Linked DNA regions of Homo sapiens: region 2 is linked to region 1. Evidence: read pairs that join two places in POLR2A ChIA-PET (ENCODE). Cell type or tissue: Panc1. All regions are shown on one strand.

Evidence for each region. Peaks named below come from ENCODE experiments on the same cell type or tissue, not always from the same donor. Only the 100,000 strongest peaks of a DNase experiment are listed, where the experiment ranks them.
Region 2: POLR2A ChIA-PET joins it to region 1 with 12 read pairs; 2 of 35 experiments call an interaction of 5 or more read pairs at or near these places.

Annotation. Positions count from the first base shown.
Region 1 is chr11:34,299,710-34,304,709 of GRCh38, reverse strand. All of the region lies in intron 1 of ABTB2 (ankyrin repeat and BTB domain containing 2), which reads left to right. Among named protein-coding and RNA genes, the nearest start is that of ABTB2, 56 kb to the left of the region's middle. In Panc1, no CTCF peak of the experiment used is centred here; a DNase peak (open chromatin) is centred at 2,029; H3K27ac peaks cover 2,353 bases.
Region 2 is chr11:34,469,031-34,474,030 of GRCh38, reverse strand. It overlaps CAT (catalase), which reads right to left. Exons shown (of 13, transcript NM_001752.4): 12 at 2,990-3,073; 13 at 1,971-2,663. The coding sequence ends at 2,598. Among named protein-coding and RNA genes, the nearest start is that of CAT, 33 kb to the right of the region's middle. In Panc1, no CTCF peak of the experiment used is centred here; no DNase peak of the experiment used is centred here.

The sequences.
Region 1 (5,000 bases):
TCCCTTCCCCTCCATTTCCCTCCTCTCCTTCTCCTAGTCTTCTCTTTCTTTTCTCATGTGGTTTGTCTCCCCATATTGCCCAGGCTGGTCTCAAACTCCTGGGCTCAAGTGATCCACCTATCTTGGCTTCCTGAAGTGTTGGATTACAGGCGTGAGCCCCTATGCCTAGCCTCTGTGTCTGTTTTCATCTGTGAAATGTGAATGATACTTACCTCATGGGTTATTAGGAAGATTAAATCCATTCATTTGTAGGAAGCACTTGTGACAGTATTGGCACATAATTACTTTAATACAATAACTGCCAGGTGCAATGGCTTACACCTGTAATCCCAGCCCTTAGGGAGGCAGAGGCCGGAGAATAGCTTGAGCTCAGGAGTTCAAGGCCTGCCTGGGCAATATAGTGAGATCCTGTTCTCCATAAAAAGAAAAAATAAAGACAAAAAGAATACAATAATCTTTTATCCACAGAGCATATGTTGGACCTCTGATGGATGCCTGAAACTGCGATAGGACTGAGCTCTAGATATACCATGTTTTTTCCTATACACCAATGGGCAGATAGCATATACAGCATGGACCAGCTGGACAAAGGGATGATTCCGTCCTCAGCACCACAGAGCCGGACTGGGCAATATTTCATCATGCTACTCAGAGCGGCACTCGATTTAAAACTTAGGAATTGTTTATTTCTGTATATTTCCCATTTAATATTTCCAGACCATAGTTGACCTCAGGTAACTGAAACCAGAGAAAGTACCCATAGCTGAGGCCAGGCGTGGTGGCTTACACCTGTAATCCCAGCATTTTTGGAGGCCGAGACGGGTGGATTACCTGAGGTCAGAAGTTCGAGACCAGCCTGGCCAACATGGTGAAATCCCGTCTCTACTAAAAATACAAAAATTAGCTGGGCGAGGAGGCACACATCTGTAATCCCAACTACTCGGGAAGCTGAGGCAGGAAAATTGCTTGATCCCAGGAGACAGAGGCTGCAGTGAGCTGAGATCACGCCACTGCACTCCAGCCTGGCCTACAGAGCGAGACTCTGTCTCAAAAAAAAAAAAAAAAAAAAAAAAGCACCCATAGTTCTTTGTAGATAGGGGGACAGCTGTATAAGCATTTATTACTATTTTTTTTCATTTAAGTTAAATGCATTCAAAGTGTGGCTAACCTATAAAGGGTAAAAAGTGTGCATTAGAATTGGCAGTTAAAGAAAGAAAAATTGGATTTCTTCCTCCTGTGGGTGGAAACCTCTACGTGATGCTGCTCTTGTATTCCTTGCAATTGATTAAGAGTGCCTTAGATGTGGGAAAGCTGTTTCTGATCCTCTTATCAGAGTGTAAAGTAAAACATGCTTGACTGGTTAATAAAAACGGAAGACAGTTAGAAAACATTTGTAGGCTGTGCGATGGAGTGGTCCAGAATTGCAGCCAGTAGTTGGTGGGCTGGCCTGTGGCTGCTCTAGGAAGTGCTCAGCACAGGAAGTGACCTTTATATTTCTTCCTAGCCTTACTGTGGCTCTGTCTCTTGACCAATGAAGTGAGCTGACTACTGCCATCTTCCTAAGTACCATAAATCCAACAGCACCGTGGCAAGTGGGAGATGCTAATTGTGTGGTCTATTTGGTTCCTACCTGAGAAAGTGTTCTGTGGCCTCTGCCTAAAATCAAAGGCCTGAAGACAGGAATGTTGAGAAGGAAAGCCATCAGGAATCAATCTGCCAGAGCCAGGAAATTGGGCTGGAGGTGTCTTATCAGGTCCTTATCTTAACGCTGCCCTCCCAGTGAAGCACCAACTACCCTAGATAGAGGTTCCCATTTATAACTGGGGACTTTGCAGCCCCAGACTCCTGAGTAGCTCCCAATCCCCTGGTGAATCTGGGTAATGAACTAAACTGCTAGGAATGCCCCAGCTTCCCTTCTGACTGGGCCTTTGATTATGTCACCTAAGCCTACTACCCCTCGCAAGCGCTAAAGAGGTTGTGGTCTGGAGGGAGTGAGGCTCCTTAGCCTTAGCTGATCACAGGAACATCTTTTTTTGCTTGCTGCCCTTGAGGTATTTTTTAAAGCCACAAACACTGACTCATTCAAGGGCCACAGCCTCAATGACCAACAAACTGTTGAGAGAAATAGCAGGCCCAGGTCAACCCTTGATTTCAGGTCTTGGCAGTGTTTCTGGCTGCAGCCTGAGCCCCTCTGTGGTCTGGGGAATGAGCAGGCCTTCTCATACCAGAGGCTCAGGGCAAGAATTCCTGCTCTCAAGTTTCCCAAGTAGAGTATTCCTTGATGAATTTGAATCTGACCAGTCATGGATTTCAGATAGGAAGAGGTAAGAGTTTAATTTTAGTAGCAATGCTAGGGAAAGATTAAAATCCTGTCTACATATCATCTGAGAATGGTTAAATAAATCATAGCACTTGGATATGGTGAAATGTATGCAGCCCTCATTAAACATTACATCTTTGAAGGAAATGTAATAGCATAGGAAAATACTCATGAAATATCCAGTTGTGGTGGGGAAGAGGGTGGAGACAAGAAACTGTAGCTGTACTGTGGTCCAGTTCTGTAAAAGCATACACATACGTGAGGTGTAGAAATACACCAAAGTGTTACCTAGTGATTATCTTGGGGGTGTACACACACGTGATTTTTATCTTCTATGTATTTTCTAATATTTGCCAAATGTCATACCCTGACATGTATTATGTTTGTGATGTTTATTTTTTTTGACACAGGGTCTCACTCTGTTGCCCAGGCTAGAGTGCAGTGGCACCATCTTGGCCTCACTGCAGCCTAAACCTCTGGGCACAAGCGATCCTTTTGCTTTAGGCTGGAAAGTAGCTAGGACCACAGGCATACACCACCACACCCAGCTAATTTTTGTATTTTCTGTAGAGATGTAGTTTCATCCAATAATTGCCCAGGCTGGTCTCAAACTCTTGGGCTCAAGCCATCCTCCCGCCTTGGCATCCTAAGGTGTTGGGATTACAGGCATGAGCTGCTGCGTCTGGCCTATATTATGTTTAAATGTTTTATTATGTTAAGCCTCCCGTAGCAAGAGGAAACTGAAGTTTTGAATACTCAAAGGTGGATCCATCTCTGGGTCACAGGCAGAGGGAAATGCTAAAATGTGTTATTCAGAGAACAAAATTCAACAGCATTTATCTATTCTCTTCTTTCAGTGTTGAGGCTAGGCCTTCATGCTTTGTTGGTGGATCTGATTGCCCCAATTTATGTAAGCTCATTGTTTATGCTAGCTTTTTGTTTGGCAGGAAAATTACATATTCATCGATTTAGATTTTTTTAAAATCTTGTTTATAGTCAAGTGATCATTCGAAATATCTAGTTCAAGTACACAGGGCCTTATCTGCTATCCCAGGACCTGAAAACACAATTTTTTTTTAAATTCATTTAATGGCAAGATGATGTTCTTTGAAAAACACTAACTACGGGAAAGAAGGAAGCACTGTTTAGAAGCATGTGGGCAGCTCCCTTCTCTGACTTCCTTCCTAACTGCAAGTGACCCAGGTGGACCAAGATGCTGTCAGAGGCCTTCAAGGCTGAAATTCCATTTTCTCTAACAGCTTTGGGGCTGGAAGGCTAACCAGCCACAGAAATATCTGGCAATCGGACAGAGAGACATGAGACCACAAAGATGTTGATAAAGCTTCTTATCCTCTGCTTCCCCCAGCCTCCTCATTAATGGCAAAGATTAAAGACAATTATATCTACCCACGGGAACTAGATGGATCCTCCTCTGCCCTCCACACCAGCCCCCCAGTAAATTGGGTGGATGGATGTATAAGTAAGGTTAACCCAACTGGAAAGTAGTTTATGATTCACTTTCATTTCATGAAAAACAAATCCAAAATGCAGAGCAAAGGAAGGAAAACAAAAGGGGAAGCATTTACAGTCCTTAGTGGGTTGCTCCAACCTAAAACCCCTTCTCATTGGTTATCTTTATTGCGTACCAAGACTTCGAGCACCTCCCCCACCCCCCAGTTTTCTTTTTTTAAAAGAACAGAAGATGAAAACGCTATGAGATGTATGAGCTCTGATTATGCCCAATTACATTTGGCAAGCCTAAGACAAAAATTAATGGGACCAGATTATTCTTCTGTGTGAGATGTAGTATTGCCCAGCCTAACTATTTTAGCTCTTGCCATGCTGTAGATCGTCAAACAAATTAATAACATGCTAATGGGTGCCTTTCAGGCTTCTCGTTTATATTAATGAGTTCCACTCCATCCGATAACCAGTGATTTATAGCACTGGAACTTGCAGCCTGGCTCTATAGATTGTCTTTTGTCACTCTTTCTGGGGTGGAGCAGCCAGCCTAACAAGCTAAATGGTAGGGTTTTGTAATTGAATTCTAAAATGTGAAACGCCTGATGCAAGAACATTTCATTCTGATCATGGCTTTGGAAATTGAAAGGCCTTCAGTACGTCTCCCACTACCCAACGCTGAATGCAGTCTGATTTGGGTTTCCACAACTTGTGAAGCAAGGGTGTGACAAGATTCTTAATGGAGGGTATTCATGCTGAGCTAGCATGGCAGTTAGATTCAGCGGGCTGTAAAATAGCTCCTCTAAAGAAAACAATATATTCTTAAGAGCCATAAAAGAGAACCCTTCCTCACCTTGAAGGTATTCCCACCCCTCATCTTCCCCCCACCAAGCGTAGGAGGCAGAGAGCTCTGACTCTGTGCCAGGCACTGTGCTAACTACTTTATTCTTGACTCATTCAGTCCTCTGTGTGCCTTTATGAAGGAGGCAGCAGTGTTATTCCCATTTTACGGAGATGAAACTGGAGCACAAAGAGGTGAAGTAGCTGACCCATTCTGAGAGCTGCTAAGTGGTGGAGCAAGGCTGCCAGCCCAGGCAACACTCTGCTCCTTTCCGGCTCACCCGCTGCTTCTGGCTTTGTAGCCCTCTTATTTCTAATGTAAGAGGAGTGCAGATTGGGAGCCCCAGATGAGCAAACTCCAAATGCCTTGGCTATGAGG
Region 2 (5,000 bases), 170 kb before region 1:
ATATGTAAGAATCTTGAAAATATTATGCTAAGTGAAAGAAGCCAGTCACAAAAGACCACATACTATATTATTCCATTTAAATGAAACATGCAGAGTAGGCAAATCTTAGATTCATGATGGCCTAGGGCTGGGGACTAGGTTAAGAAAGAAATGGAGAGTGGCTGCTGATAGGTACAGGTTTCCCTTTGGGGTGATGAAAATGCTCCAAAATTGATTGTGGTGATGGTTGCGCAATTCTGTGAATATACAAAAAAAATTTACTCGTACACTTTAAATGGGTGGTTTTTACGGTATGTGAATTATATCTCAATAAAGCTCTTATTTTAAAAAAGAGAGAGAAGAAAAAAGGAAGAAGGAAGAAAAAAAAAGGAGGAGGATGAGGGCAAGGACAAGAAGAAGAGAGAGGAGGAGGAGGAAGAAAAATGAGGAGGAGGAGAAAGGGACGAGGAGGAAAGCTGGGCATGGTGATGTGTGCCTGTAGTCCCAGTTACTCAGGAGGCAGAGGCCACCCTGGGCAACATAATGATATGCCGTCTCTAAAATAAATAAACAATGAAGAAGGCAGTGTGAACGACCAACTGTGTCAAACACCGCTGAGAGGTCATGTAAGACAAGGACTAAGAATGGACCATTGGATTTTTTTGTGGGGTAAAATATACACAAAACTTACCATTTAGCCATTTTTAGGTGTACAGTTCAGTAGCATTAAATACATTCACACTGTTGTGCAACCATCACCACCAACCATCTCCAGAAGTTCTCACCTTTCCCAATAAAAAGTGCAGTGGCGCAATCTTGGCTCACTGCAACCTCCACCTCCTGGGTTCAAGCGATTCTCCCACCTCAGCCTCACGAGTAGCTGGGATTACACGCACATGCCACCACACCCAGCTAATTTTTGTATTTTTAGTAGAAATGGGGTTTCACCACGTTGGCCAGGCTGATCTCAAACTCCTGACCTCAGGTGTTCCACCCGCCTTGGCCTCCCAAAGTGCTGGGTTTACAGGCGTGAGCCACTGCACCCAGCCCGATATATCTATTTTCTATGTCTACAAATATAACAGTCTCAAAGCATACTCAAATACGGGGGGAATTAGGCAGGAGGGTTTGACAGAGGAGTAAAGAAATTTGAGCTAAAAGACCAAGAATGAGTTTGTATCTGTCTGCTAGTGGTCTGTTTCCTGAAGCCCGTAACTCAGGAACTCCTGAAAGTATAAACTGGTTTGGTTTTTTGTTTTTAGTTGTTATTGTTGTTGTTTTCAGACAAGGTCTCACTCTGTTGCCCAGACTGGAGTGCAGTGGTGCAATCACGACTCACTGCAGCCTCAACCTCCTGGGCTCAAGAGATCCTCCCGCCTCAGCCTCCCTAGTAACTGGGACTACAGGCATGCGTTACCATACTCGGCTAATTTTTGTATTTTTTGTACAGACAGGGCTTCGCCATGTTGCCCCGGCTGGTCTCAAACTCCTGAGTTCAAGTGATCCTCCTGCCTTGGCTTCCCAAAGTGCTGGGTTTACAGGCATATGAGCCACCACACCCGGCACAAACTGGTTTTGAATATGAACGGAATAAAGATTTTCAAGGAAAACAAATTTTCATTTAGTATTCAGAACTCATCTTTAAAGTCTTCCATGTGATTTTCAACCATGATAGGCAAATATGGGCTTTAAAAAGAAGGAAGAGGAAAGTGACCAGTGGTTCTGAGCCCTTGTTTTAAAAAGTCAATCACAGGTAAGTGAGCAAATGGACAAGAGATTTAAGTAATTTTCAAAGTTGGGGCATTTGCTATTTTATCAGTGTCTCAGAAGGCTGTCCAAAGGCTATAGATTTAAACAAATAACATGGAGTCCTCGAGATACTGGCATTTCCATTTTTAAGGGTAAACATCTGAAAATGATGATGTTCAAATTAAGAGTCTGGTAGCAGTTTACAGTTACATATGGAGTCGAAAGAAAGAAAATACCATCTCTGTTCTTACGTACAGATTATTTATTGTAAAAATGTAAGCAATTACAAATTGATCTGTTGTGAAATCAGTGCTGAATTAACATTAATGTAACTCCAGTGAAAAAAATGAATTTGATCAATTATTATCAGGAATAAACATTAAGCCATGACGGTGCTCAAGTTATCTTCTGATGACACTGCTGTATTAAATGTACTTTTCCTATGAGAACCTTAGAAAAATAAAAATTTCTGAGTAGATCATCTTTATCTTTTCTTTTTATATATTTATAGCCATATTTTAATATAATAGGCCATGAGGTGATATGTAAACATACATAATTTCAACAAATTTTGTCAAATAAAATCATATTTCTAGCTAGAAACTTGCCTTCTAATCATTTTAAATGAATAATCCAATCATCCGTCAAAACAAATTTTTTTTTTAAATGACTGTTAAATCCTAACCTTCATTTTCCCCTGGGGAAATAGCATTAAAATTGTTACACAATCTGCTATAGAAAGTGGGATTCTCTATTTTGAAGCCACTAGCTTGCATTTGCACATCTAGCACAGGAGAATCTTCATCCAGTGATGAGCGGGTTACACGGATGAACGCTAAGCTTCGCTGCACAGGTGCAGGGCCCCGGCCTCACAGATTTGCCTTCTCCCTTGCCGCCAAGTGAGATCCGGACTGCACAAAGGTGTGAATCGCATTCTGTTTTAAAAGAACAAGATGAGCAGGTTAATCACCTCATGGGCAGCAACGTGATATTTACTCAGTTTTAATATGTATGCAAATGAAAATAATAATTCAGAATTCATTCACTTTAACTGTCTTAAATTGCCCAGCGCTAAAATGAAGAGTATGTGTTTTGCCAGTGAATTCTTTATCTCTCAAATGAATTTCTGCACAGCTGCCTAAGAAATCTAACAGTGGCAGGTAATGGCCCCTGCAGACTGTAATGCTAAGTGGTAACTAAGTCATGCCTACTCCAACCCAGCACACACAGCCTCTGCATGGCCAGGCTGCTCCCAGCTTACCTTAGGCTTCTCAGCATTGTACTTGTCCAGAAGAGCCTGGATGTGGCTCCCGTAGTCAGGGTGGACCTCAGTGAAGTTCTTGACCTAAGGCCAAAGGAAAATAAATGCAAGCATTACTCTAACTCCCTACTATATCACTCCCCAGGGACTGTGGTTTCCCAGTGTTTATTCCATAGGGGAGGAAAGACGTTTCAGCAGGAGGCAGTACTACAGGTGTTTAACAATGCCAGCCTCAGAGTTAAGATGCAGGTCCAGTGAACACTCTGACATATACTGGCTGAGCAACCTCGGATAGGTCACTTAACTTACTGAGCTTATGTCCCTCTGCCGAAATGCGCAAGAAAATGACACCTAATCAGTATAATTTTAAAAATACTATTTGGTCTTTGTCCCCCATTCCTGACACAGATCTAAAACCCTTCGAATGTACTGTCTTTTATATACTACTAAGATGATTCATGGGGGCCTACATAGATTCCTGATGGAGGCTCACACCAGGAAGAACAAGCACGCGATCAGAAGGTTAGAACTTCTAGCCCCACCCCCAAACCTCCAGGGATGGGAGAGGGGCTGGAGATTGTATTCAATCACCCATAGCCAATAATTTCATCAATCATGCCTATGTCATAAAACCTCCAGAAAAACCCACAACTGGCAAGGTCAGGGAGTGTCTGGATTAGTGCACACATCCAGGAGCTAGAAGGGTGGTCCACTCAGGGAGGCACAGAAGCTCCGAGGCCTTCCCCCATGCCCCTCTTCCATTTGTCTATTCCTGAGTTGTATTCTTTATAATAAATTGGTAATCATAAGTAAATCATTTTCCTGAGTTCTATGAGTCTTTCCAGCAAATTATCAAACCTGAGGAAAGGGTTTGATTTGCAGTCAGAATCTGCAGAAGTGTGCATAGCCAGGGTACCTCATTTGTTATCTAAAGTGGGAAATGACCCCTAAATCTTTGGGTTCTGACTCTAGCTCCAGGAGCTACTGTTAGAATTGAATTGAGTTATAGGACACACAGTTACTGTCAAAGAATTACAGAATTGCTTATTGTCGGGGAAAAAAACCCATACAACCTAGGCCAGGCGCAGTGGCTCACGCCCGAAATCCCAGCACTTTGGGAGGCCAAGATGGGTGGATCACCTGAGGTCAGTAGTTCAAGACCAGCCTGGTTAACATGGCAAAACCCCATCTCTACTAAAAACACAAAAATTAGTCGGGCATGGTGGGGCATGCCTGTAGTCCAAGCTACTGGGGAGGCTGAGGCAGGAAAATCTCTTGAACCCAGGAGGCAGAGGTTGCAGTGAGCCGAGATCATGCCACTGCAGTCCAGCCTGGGTGACAGAACAAGACTCCATCTTAAAAAAAAAAAACCCACACAACCTACCTCACAGGATGCTGTGAGAAAAATGCTGAGAAGTGAGGTGCATTTACTGCATGAAAAGAGCTGACCTCAGAGTAAGCGCTTAACAAATTACAGTGATTTACATTGAGAAACGGGCCCAGACACAGCCTAAAGTTAATGTGAAGGATACAAGAACACTGGTACATGCAGCACAACTCCACACACTTCAGGCAGGAATTCCCCAGTGGACAGCAAGAGGAGGCAGGGCATTGGGAACCCATAAAAGCCTTACAGTTTCAGCATATGTGAAAGGAGAATGCCAAGGGTTCCAGCCCAGTTCTGCTATTTACAAGCTGTCGTATCCATTCTCTCCAGTAAAAGGAGATAAATCCTGCCCTGCCTACCACACAGAGCGCCTGTCAAGCTCTCTGCTGATACTGGAACCCAGGCTCTGGGACACAGCCCAGACAGCTGCTAGCCCAGCTGCCCCTAGGAACTGAGAAGCAGCAACTAGGGGCCAAGGAAAAAGGGGGATTTCTAGATTTGCAAAAAGCTTAGCTCTGGGACAGGCCAGGAAACCAGAAGTGAGAGGGCTTCACTCAGCTCGATGAGCGGCCATCAGAAATACCCCAGCACCTTAGCATGAAAGTCTAGCCTGCCTTTTGGAAG